Linked DNA regions of Homo sapiens: region 2 is linked to region 1. A link is an interaction called in ENCODE POLR2A ChIA-PET data of the cell type or tissue named here. Cell type or tissue: MCF 10A. All regions are shown on one strand. Each heading gives the region's core, and the rest is flanking DNA. Links, peaks and the distances in the headings are about the cores only.

What was found. ChIA-PET counts read pairs that join two places held together with the same protein. Peaks named below come from ENCODE experiments on the same cell type or tissue, not always from the same donor. Only the 100,000 strongest peaks of a DNase experiment are listed, where the experiment ranks them.
Region 2: POLR2A ChIA-PET joins it to region 1 with 6 read pairs; 2 of 35 experiments call an interaction of 5 or more read pairs at or near these places.

What each region holds. Positions count from the first base shown.
Region 1 is chr14:61,551,903-61,556,297 of GRCh38, reverse strand. LINC01303 (long intergenic non-protein coding RNA 1303) reads left to right here. Exons shown (of 5, transcript NR_110416.1): 5 at 1-26. Among named protein-coding and RNA genes, the nearest start is that of PRKCH-AS2, 8.6 kb to the right of the region's middle. RefSeq lists enhancers at 3,425-3,474, 3,369-3,878, 3,879-4,389. In MCF 10A, for the core only: no CTCF peak of the experiment used is centred there; DNase peaks (open chromatin) are centred at 2,347 and 3,197.
Region 2 is chr14:61,904,800-61,909,194 of GRCh38, reverse strand. The region is part of intron 1 of SYT16 (synaptotagmin 16); the gene reads right to left. Among named protein-coding and RNA genes, the nearest start is that of SYT16, 94 kb to the right of the region's middle. In MCF 10A, for the core only: no CTCF peak of the experiment used is centred there; no DNase peak of the experiment used is centred there.

The DNA.
Region 1 (4,395 bases), core at 140-4,139:
CATTGAATGCTTCGTATAATCCCTTTATTTACTTTGGGCTACGATTCATTTTTATCAGTGAGTATTGTACTTGTTTCATCTCAAAAATCATTCTCCTTGAGAAAAAAAAAAAGAACAGAGTTGAGGAATCCTGCTTTCTCTTTCATCCACAAATGCTCTATTGTCAGAAGGGGGCTTATATTTCTTGTGAACTTCTTGTGCTGATTTTAACTTTGTAAAGTTTTCCTGTTTTCCACGTATGAATGAGCATGAGAACTATGAAAGGCAATCAGGTATAAGATATTGTCAAGTATGTGACTTGAGGGACAAGTGATCTATGTGAGCCTGAAGGGAATCCTGGGATTGAGAGAGCATGCAGAGAAGGCACATAGGTGTGCTAGGGCATGCAGGTTGTACAGAGATGGACAGGGAGAAAATTCGAGTGACAGAGGTTTTCTATATGGTGGGAGTAGTGTGGGTTGGCGTCTATCAGGGGAGACCAACTGACCATATCCCTCTGTTCACTTTTAGCCATGAGTACAAGGCTACAAGAACTCGAGAGGTCATCTAAGTTATTTCTGGCTCTTTCAGGTCAAATGACTACTAGACTATCCTGGTTTCTAATTTGAAATGTATCCAAAGAAGATTCCTGTCTCACCCTCTGCAATCCACTTGCATGTCTGACCACACTCGGTGCCTACACAATCTTCACTTTGTCTAGCCTAAATTCTTCTAACTGTGGCCTAAGGCCTTGGAAGAATGATGCCTCTGTGGGGTAAGAACTGCCTTCGTGGCATAAGAAAGGCAGACCTGGGTGATCTGGAAGGGCTGTTGCAAGGGGATAGGAGTGCTGAGGCCTTTTCCATTAAGAATACACAGGACTATGGAGACTCTTGTTTTACTAGAAACTTCTTCACAGATACCTTAAATTAGGAAGAAAATGCCTTTGGTTCTTGGTTCTACTATTGGCTTCAAATTCTTAGGCATGCCAGACCCTACTGAACATCTTGACACATGTCCTTTCTTCTCTGAACTGGCGCACAGGCATGGTGAGTAACTGGGGGTGCCCGGCAGGTACTGATGCTGGGTGTGGTCCCTGTGTTATTCAGTCAGAAGTGAATAAAATGTACCTTTGTGTTAGATCTGGAAGGACAAAATAATTCCTGAGACTGGTAAGAAAAGCCATTTGGGAAAATTGTGGATATTTCTTGGCCTCAAAGGAGAGCAGCAGAATATCAAACTTAAGGCTGAACCTGTATGTCAGTTGGGGCAGGATGGACTCAAAACATCCTAGGAAAAGAATAAGGTCTCCTGAGGAGGTTCTGCAGCCAGTTAGAAAAGTGAAATCCCTCCAAATTGGAGTGGCATGGCATCGGCATCCAAAGGGATGGGCATCATGGAGAGCACGAGTGTCCCTCTCTGTCCATTTTCAGATGGACATCACAAGCAACCTTCCCTTAGCCCTCTGTGGGAGAGCTGACGATAATAATAGCCAACATCGATTGAGCATTTCTGTGTCCCAGCCCTGTGGCAAACGCTTGACAATGTATCACAGTTAATCCCTGCAGTATTAACAGAAGGCAGGCAGGCGCTATGCTCACTCCCATTTCACAAATGAGAAAGTTGAAATTGGAGAAAGAACTAGCTTTTCTCAAGAACATTCAGTAAGTGTGGATTCAGCCCCCAGGGCTGCCCACTACTCTTACCAGCCAGGGCTCTTACCCATGTGACATCTTGCCCCCTAGACTGCACGGGCAGCATAGGGTAGGGTGGCTCACCTAGGCACTCAGTGCTGCTGACACAGGGTGATGCCAAAGACGCAGAAACACATGGGAAAGGTGACTGCCATTTCTGGGCTCTAAAAGAGCCTATAAAATAAATATGCAAATCAAAATTTTATGCCATCTTGATGGTTGGAAAACTGGCTATATAACAGTTTGGCTCTAAGAATCAAGTGGTGCAGGGAGAGAGAGTGCAGAACCGACGTACTCGGTAGGGGAGTAAAGAGCCAGGAAGCAGGAGGAGGGAAAGAACAGTTGGCAGGGCAGTGGAGGTGAAGAGGTGGGGACGGGATAAAGCCCAGGGTAGCTCCCTTAGCTTTGGTTACAATTCAACAAAGGAACAAAAGGAGACTACAAAGCTCCCTTTACAGCTGCACTCTGGCCAGCTTTGGCCAACTTGCAACTCAATTCAGAGGAACATCTCAGCAAAGGGCTCATTTTCATCACAAACATCTACTACAGTTGTACTGGAGTCTTATCCTTGGATGATGTAAAATGAGAAGTTACAGGGCCCAGTGTGACCCTGAGCCGGGGGCAATCACTGTGGGCTGTCTAGTCATTTTAAGTCAACATTGCTAGATTAAGCAACCAGGATGACCAAACCTGGGAATAATGAACAGCTTTATCATGTTGGCATGTGAAATGGTCAAATCCGTGGCTGGAATATTTTCAAGGCAATGTGTACCCAATTAAGATCCGGGGTGTGGTGGCTCATGCCTGTAATTCCAGCACTTTGGGAGGCCGAGGCGGGCAGATCATCTGAGGTCAGGATTCAATTAAGATCAATAAATGACAAATGGGATGCTTTTATTTTTGCTTTGCTTTTTTTTGTTTTGTTTTGAGACAGGGTCTCCCTCTGTCGCCCAGGCTGGAGTGCAGTGGCGTGATCTCAGCTCATTGCAGCCTCCACCTCCAGGGTTGAAACTATTCTCCTGCCTCAGCCTCCTGAGTAGCTGGGATTACAGGCGCCCACCACCACGCCCGGCTAACTTTTGTAATTTTTTAGTAGAGACGGGGTTTCACCATGTTGGCCAGGCTGGTCTTGAGCTCCTGATCTCAAGTTATCCACCTACCTCGGCCTCCCAAAGTACTGAGATTACAGGCGTGAGCCACCGTGCCTGGTCTATTTTTGCTCTTTTCTTTGCTAACATGTTACACCAGCTCAGCTTCATAGCTGTAAACATGCAGCTGCCAAGGTAGGTTCCAGGCTGCGCACCTTCTTCCTGACGCTGCTGCATGAGCTGGCGGGGTGGGTGATGAAGAGTTACTAAAACATGAAGTGGCTCCTCTACGAGGGGAGAAAGGGCTGGAAACTCCACCAAGGCTCAGAAGTTACCCCAGGGGTTCAGATGGGGCTCACGGGATTCAGAGAGAACCAGACTACTTCCTCTTCCCCTATTCAGGGAGGTTGAAGTCCTGATTGCATCACCCTGGCCTGCCCCAGTTCCAAGAACTGGGGTTAGCAGCTCCAGCCCCTTGATATGCAAATCATGCAGTCCCACTGCTGATAAATTGTTCTACCCAGGGGAGGGCTAATACTGTCCTGCCCAGCTGGCAGTTTATCTTGGTGCTTCCTGCCAACCCCACAAAGGTGGAAAAATAGAATTCGCTTTCATAGAAGAACCTCACTGAACTGAGCTAAAAGTAGGGACTCTGGAGTTAAACTGCTTGATCCAAATCCTAACCCCACTGCTTTAGTTGTGTGAATTTAGACAAGTGACTTAATCTCTTGTACTTCACTTTCCCCCATCTGTACAATGAAACTGAGAGTACCCACCTCATGGGGGGTATTGAATAAGTAAATACACTTAAAGTATTTAGAACAGGGCTTCACATGTAATAAACATGCAACATGTTAGCCATTAAGTGAAAGCAACTTTGGCAGTCAAAGGCTGACCCACATCCCAAAGCAAAGGCTTGAAGTTATTGTCCTTTCAAACACTCAAGGCCATGTGTCTAATTCAGTTAGGTCACCGTGGAATAGCTTGGGAGAGCAGGAGCAAATGGGTGTGGGATGAGGACTGGCTGGGAAGGACAGTGGGATGATAAGGCCTGACGATGTCTTAAGATGGACCTGAGGGAGTGAAAGGTCCCAATGTGACCTCGTCTTGACCTCCATGCTGCCCACTGTGCTGAGGGAACCCAGCAGCCCCAGTGGACTCTGGCCCAGTTGCCTGAATGGCTCGCTACCTGCTCTGTGCCAGCCTTCTTCAGGAAGTGTGGGCAAGACAGCCTTGTGATCCCTTGGAAGGGGATGCCAGGTCTAGCAGAACTGAAGAAAGATGTGAAGTAGAATTGTAACCAGGAATTGAAGACTCATTTGAGCTTTAGGTAAATATCCTGTGTATCTTCTCTCTTCTCAGATATAAACATTAGCTATTGAATAACCTGATAGGCATGGAATAAATAGCCTCAAAAGAATGGACTCAACCCAAACTGGGGAACCCAGGTAGTGGGCTTGAGAAGCAATTGTGAAGAAGGAAGCTGCTGAGTGATCACAGACTTACCAAAGACAGTGTTTTGGCTCTGCGTGGCTATGATAATGAGTTTTGTGAATGAAACAGGAGGCATGCTTTATTTTTCGTGGTTGTTTACCAGAGTGGAGTGAACCATAACAAAAAGTTAATCAATCCCA
Region 2 (4,395 bases), core at 185-4,184, 350 kb before region 1:
AAAGCACCTTGAAAATCCCCTCTATCACTCTGAAAGTACTCACAAAAATATCCATTATGGTTCATTTTGACTTTGTGCTTAAAATGAATTGATGGGGCCAGGCACGGTGGCTCATGCCTGTAATCCCAGCACTTTGGGAGACTGGGAGTTCAAGACCAGCCTGGACAATACAGGGAGACCTCCATCTCTACAAAAAATTAAAAAGTTGGCCAGGTGTAATGGCATGTGCCTGTAGTCCCAGCTACTTGGGAAGCTGGGGTGGGAGGATCACTTGAGCCCAGGAGTTCAAGGCTGCAGTGAACCATTATCACGCCACTGCACTCCAGCCTGGGTGACAGAGCAAGATTCTGTCAAAGAGAAGAAAGGAAAGAAAGGAAGAAAGAAAGAAATGGATTGCTGCTTTTTGGTTGAGCCACAGCCACCAGATGTAGAAGCTAGCTTGCGTTTCAGGAACACTTACCAAAAAATCCTGTATCTCTCAGTATAAGATTTTCAATCAGAAAAAGATGTTCATGACCTGAAGGCACCATGGAGCTCAGACTGCCAAGAAAGCAATACAGTCAGACCTTCCTTCCATCCCTGCTCAGTTTGGAGCAAATGTTCATTAAGAAAAATTAGGAAACAAAACCGTCCACTTATTAAAACTGTGTTCTCCATTTTATTTCAAATTAAATGAATCCCATTAAGTTAGATGTTCATCTAATTCCTATTCCCGACGTGATATAATCCAGTGTTTTCTCATCTTATGAAACCTAAAAAAATACCTGAAATGACTTTAAAAAAACAAACACAGGCCTCTCCACAGAAGATTCTGATATAATAGGTCTAGGAAAGTCTGAGAATATGTATTTCTAATGAATGGAAGATAATTCTTATGATCAGACAAATTCGTGAATCACTGATTGAATCCATGGCATATGTTTGATTCTCTTCAATCTGGCTTATTGTATTTTAAGTCTCAAGGGAACACTTTGTGAGTTCACCAAGCAGCTAAACCTGGTACACCTAAATCAACTTTGCAGTTCACACGCTGGTGGAAAAACTGAGAAAAGGGGAAAGACAGGTAAACAGCAGCCTTTAAAGGCCAAAGGCTGGTCTTGTCCTACAGGGGTGGCCCACCACCTTACTCAGGTGAGGACTGTGAAGTATAGTATTAAATGATCAACAGGTTCTCAAAGTTGCAAGAGCATGGCTACATACACATCTCCACCTAAACACACACAAAGTCTCTCATGCTCTGTGTTCTTTGTATATGGTCCTAAAGATCCTGTGGCACCTGAATCTCTTTGTAGGAACACGACGTAAGCTCACTTTATTCAAGTGATATTTCTAAGAGTTAAAAAAATTATGGAGAAAGGATACTGTGGTAGCCAGTCAGCCTTTAGGATGCACCCCCCTGGGGCTCACACCCTTCTGTAGTCTCTCCCCATATTGTGCCAGAGTTACCTGTGTGATTCATAAAACATGGAAAAACTGATGGCATGTCATTGCCGAGGTAGGCCATAAGGAATACTGTGGCTTCTGCCCTACTCTCTCTTCTGGATCCCACACTCTGGGGAGATGTAGCAGCCATATCATGAGCAGCCCTGTGGAGAGGCCCACACGGTGAGCAACTGTGGCCTCCAGCCAACAGCCATGTGTGTGAGTCTGCTTGCAAGTGGATCCTCTGATGCCAATGGAAGGTCTAACTGCAGCCTCAGACAGACCCTGAGCCAGAATCACACAGCCAAGTCACTCCCAAATGCCTGATGCCAAAACCTATGAAATAATAAAAGTTATTTTAAGCTGCCAACTTGTGGGGTAATTTGTTACATGGCAAAAAGATAATTAATGCAGATTTCATTTATTAATGAAGTACATTTTCATTGGTAATAATCACTCATAAGAACGTCATCTCTAGTTAATATACATGTCTCACTCAGGAAACACAAGCAGATGTTTTACTGAAAATACTCAAAGCAACCATAACCAAGAATAAAATGATCAAATATTTAAAAGCCACTTTCATGATGCACTTGAACTCAAGTTTCCATGAACCAAGCAGCTATTGAAGGAACTAAATCACTCTGCTCAGCTCACCTTGCCTTTAGAGCAGTTCTTTCAGTTGCAATGACAAAGGGAGCTTGTCTCTGCCTCGACTAGGCTTTTGGAGCAGAAATTCCATGTATTTTTTATATCCATCATAACTTCTAGCACAGGGTATGAATAACAGGCATTTAAAACAGTAATTTACTTCTAAGATGATTTCTAATTTTTAGAATGTGAGCTCTGTGAGACACAAAGTGCTGTGTGTCTCATTTACCATTGTGTCCTCAGAGCCTTGTGGAGCTCCTGGCACATCATAGGCGGATAGTACAAGTACTGGGATGGATGGATGGATGGATGGATGGATGGATGGATGGATGGACGGACGGACGGATGGATGGATTGACGGACGGACGGAAGGATGGATGGATGGATGGATGGATGGATGGATGGATGGAAGGATGGATGGATGGTACATCTTGAGTTAGTGTAGCTGTTCATTTATATCATTTTAGAATTTTCACATCACAGCTAGGAGCAAGAAGAAACTAAAACTGCATACTCTAGTGCTTAGCAAAGTACTGAACATATAGGAGATGATTTACAAATATTTGCTTCAGGCCATGAAAATAAGAGAAGGAAAACTATACTAAAAAAAGCCGAAGAGCGAGAAAAGAATCTGAAATGCTAAATCAGTGAAAAATCCTTTTTAGCCAATATGCTACAAACAGTACAGAGCCCTAAGAATATTCGTGTTTACTCAGAAGGCTGAGATGGGAGGATCGCTTGAACCCAGGCATTCGAGGCTACAGCAAGCCATGACTGCACCACTGCACTCCAGCCTGGGTAACAGAGAAAGACTGTGCTACTAAAAAACATAAGGAATAATTAAATGAAGAAAATTATTTTATGGCTCACTGCTTGTCATTCTAGAACCCTCCCACATTCACCAGTAGACACAGCCCTCTCCCTTTCTCTGAGGAAATTGGCTGTCTCAAATTCCCTATCAAAACCTACTGTTTTAAAGAAAGTGTTTTACTTCTTTGTTAGTTAGGGAAGCACTAGCTGTGATAATAAACTCCAATTTTCAGTGTCTTAACATAAGAGAAGTCCATGGCTGGGCGCGGTGGCTCACACCTGTAATCCCAGCACTTTGGAAGGCCAAGGCAGGCGGATCACGAGGTCAAGAGCTCAAGACCATCCTGGCCAACGTGGTGAAACCCCGTCTCTACTAAAAATACAAAAATAGCTGGGCGTGGTGGCACATGCCTATAGTCCCAGCCACTTGGGTGGCTGATACAGGAGAATCACTGGAACCTGGGATGCAGAGGTTGCAGTGAGCCAAGATCACACCACTACACTCCAGACTGGGCAACAGAGCGAGATTTATCCCCAAAAAAAAAAAAAAGAAGAAGAAGAAGTCCAATTGCAGCAGAAAATAGAAGTGGAGGGGATCTGTGTCACATAATTTTTTAAGGGCTAGACTGATAGAGACCCTGCTGTCTTCAACCCTTGACTTCCAAAGAGACCCGGGGTGTGGACAGTCAGCTAGCAGGTGTAAGAAGAGGGCAAGGCAAGCAGATAATTACACAGAAGGTTGCCATAGGCTGGGTTTGGAAGCAGCTTACAACACTTCCAGCCACACTCCACTGGTCAGAACTCAGTCAGATGGTCCCAGATGCAAGAAGATCTGGGAAATATAGTTCCTACCTAGACAGCCACTTCTCAGCAACAACTCCGCAATATAATAGTTTGGTGCATAAGTAATTGCAGCAATTTGCCAATAATGGCAAAACCCGCAATTACTTTTGCACTAGCCTAATAAAGAAAGAGCATGAACTTTGGAGGACAGCTAACATCCCTACCATGAATATTCCATTCACACAAAGGTTTTAATACTTGATAAAAGCTTAAGTCTTCTCAAAGATGTGTTCGCAGAAATCATGATTTTAAGCTAAAAGAATGGTTTAGATGGAATTTCAGGCATCTGAGAATTGTGTTGGGTTTCACTCATCTTTATGGCCCTAGGGCATAAGTCAGTGCAGGTAGTTCCTAGAAATCAGGTTATTGAAGGAACAAGGAAGAAATGTAAGGGAGAGGTTTTCGAAGTGGGATATAAGTAAATACATGATATTCTATTCTGACCCCAACTGTAACAGAAGCAATTAGATGGCAACACAAGTTTTAGGCCACATAAGAAAATGTGTTCATGATTATTCCTTCACCTCCTTTGAGTGAATCTTAATGATCTCCCGCTTTTAATAATTGCTATGTTTCTAACCTCCCAGAGGTCCTGCAGGTTCAAGTGAATTATGATTAGGAGCTGCTAATTATAGTAATGAGATATAGGGAAGAAAAGACAAAGGGAAA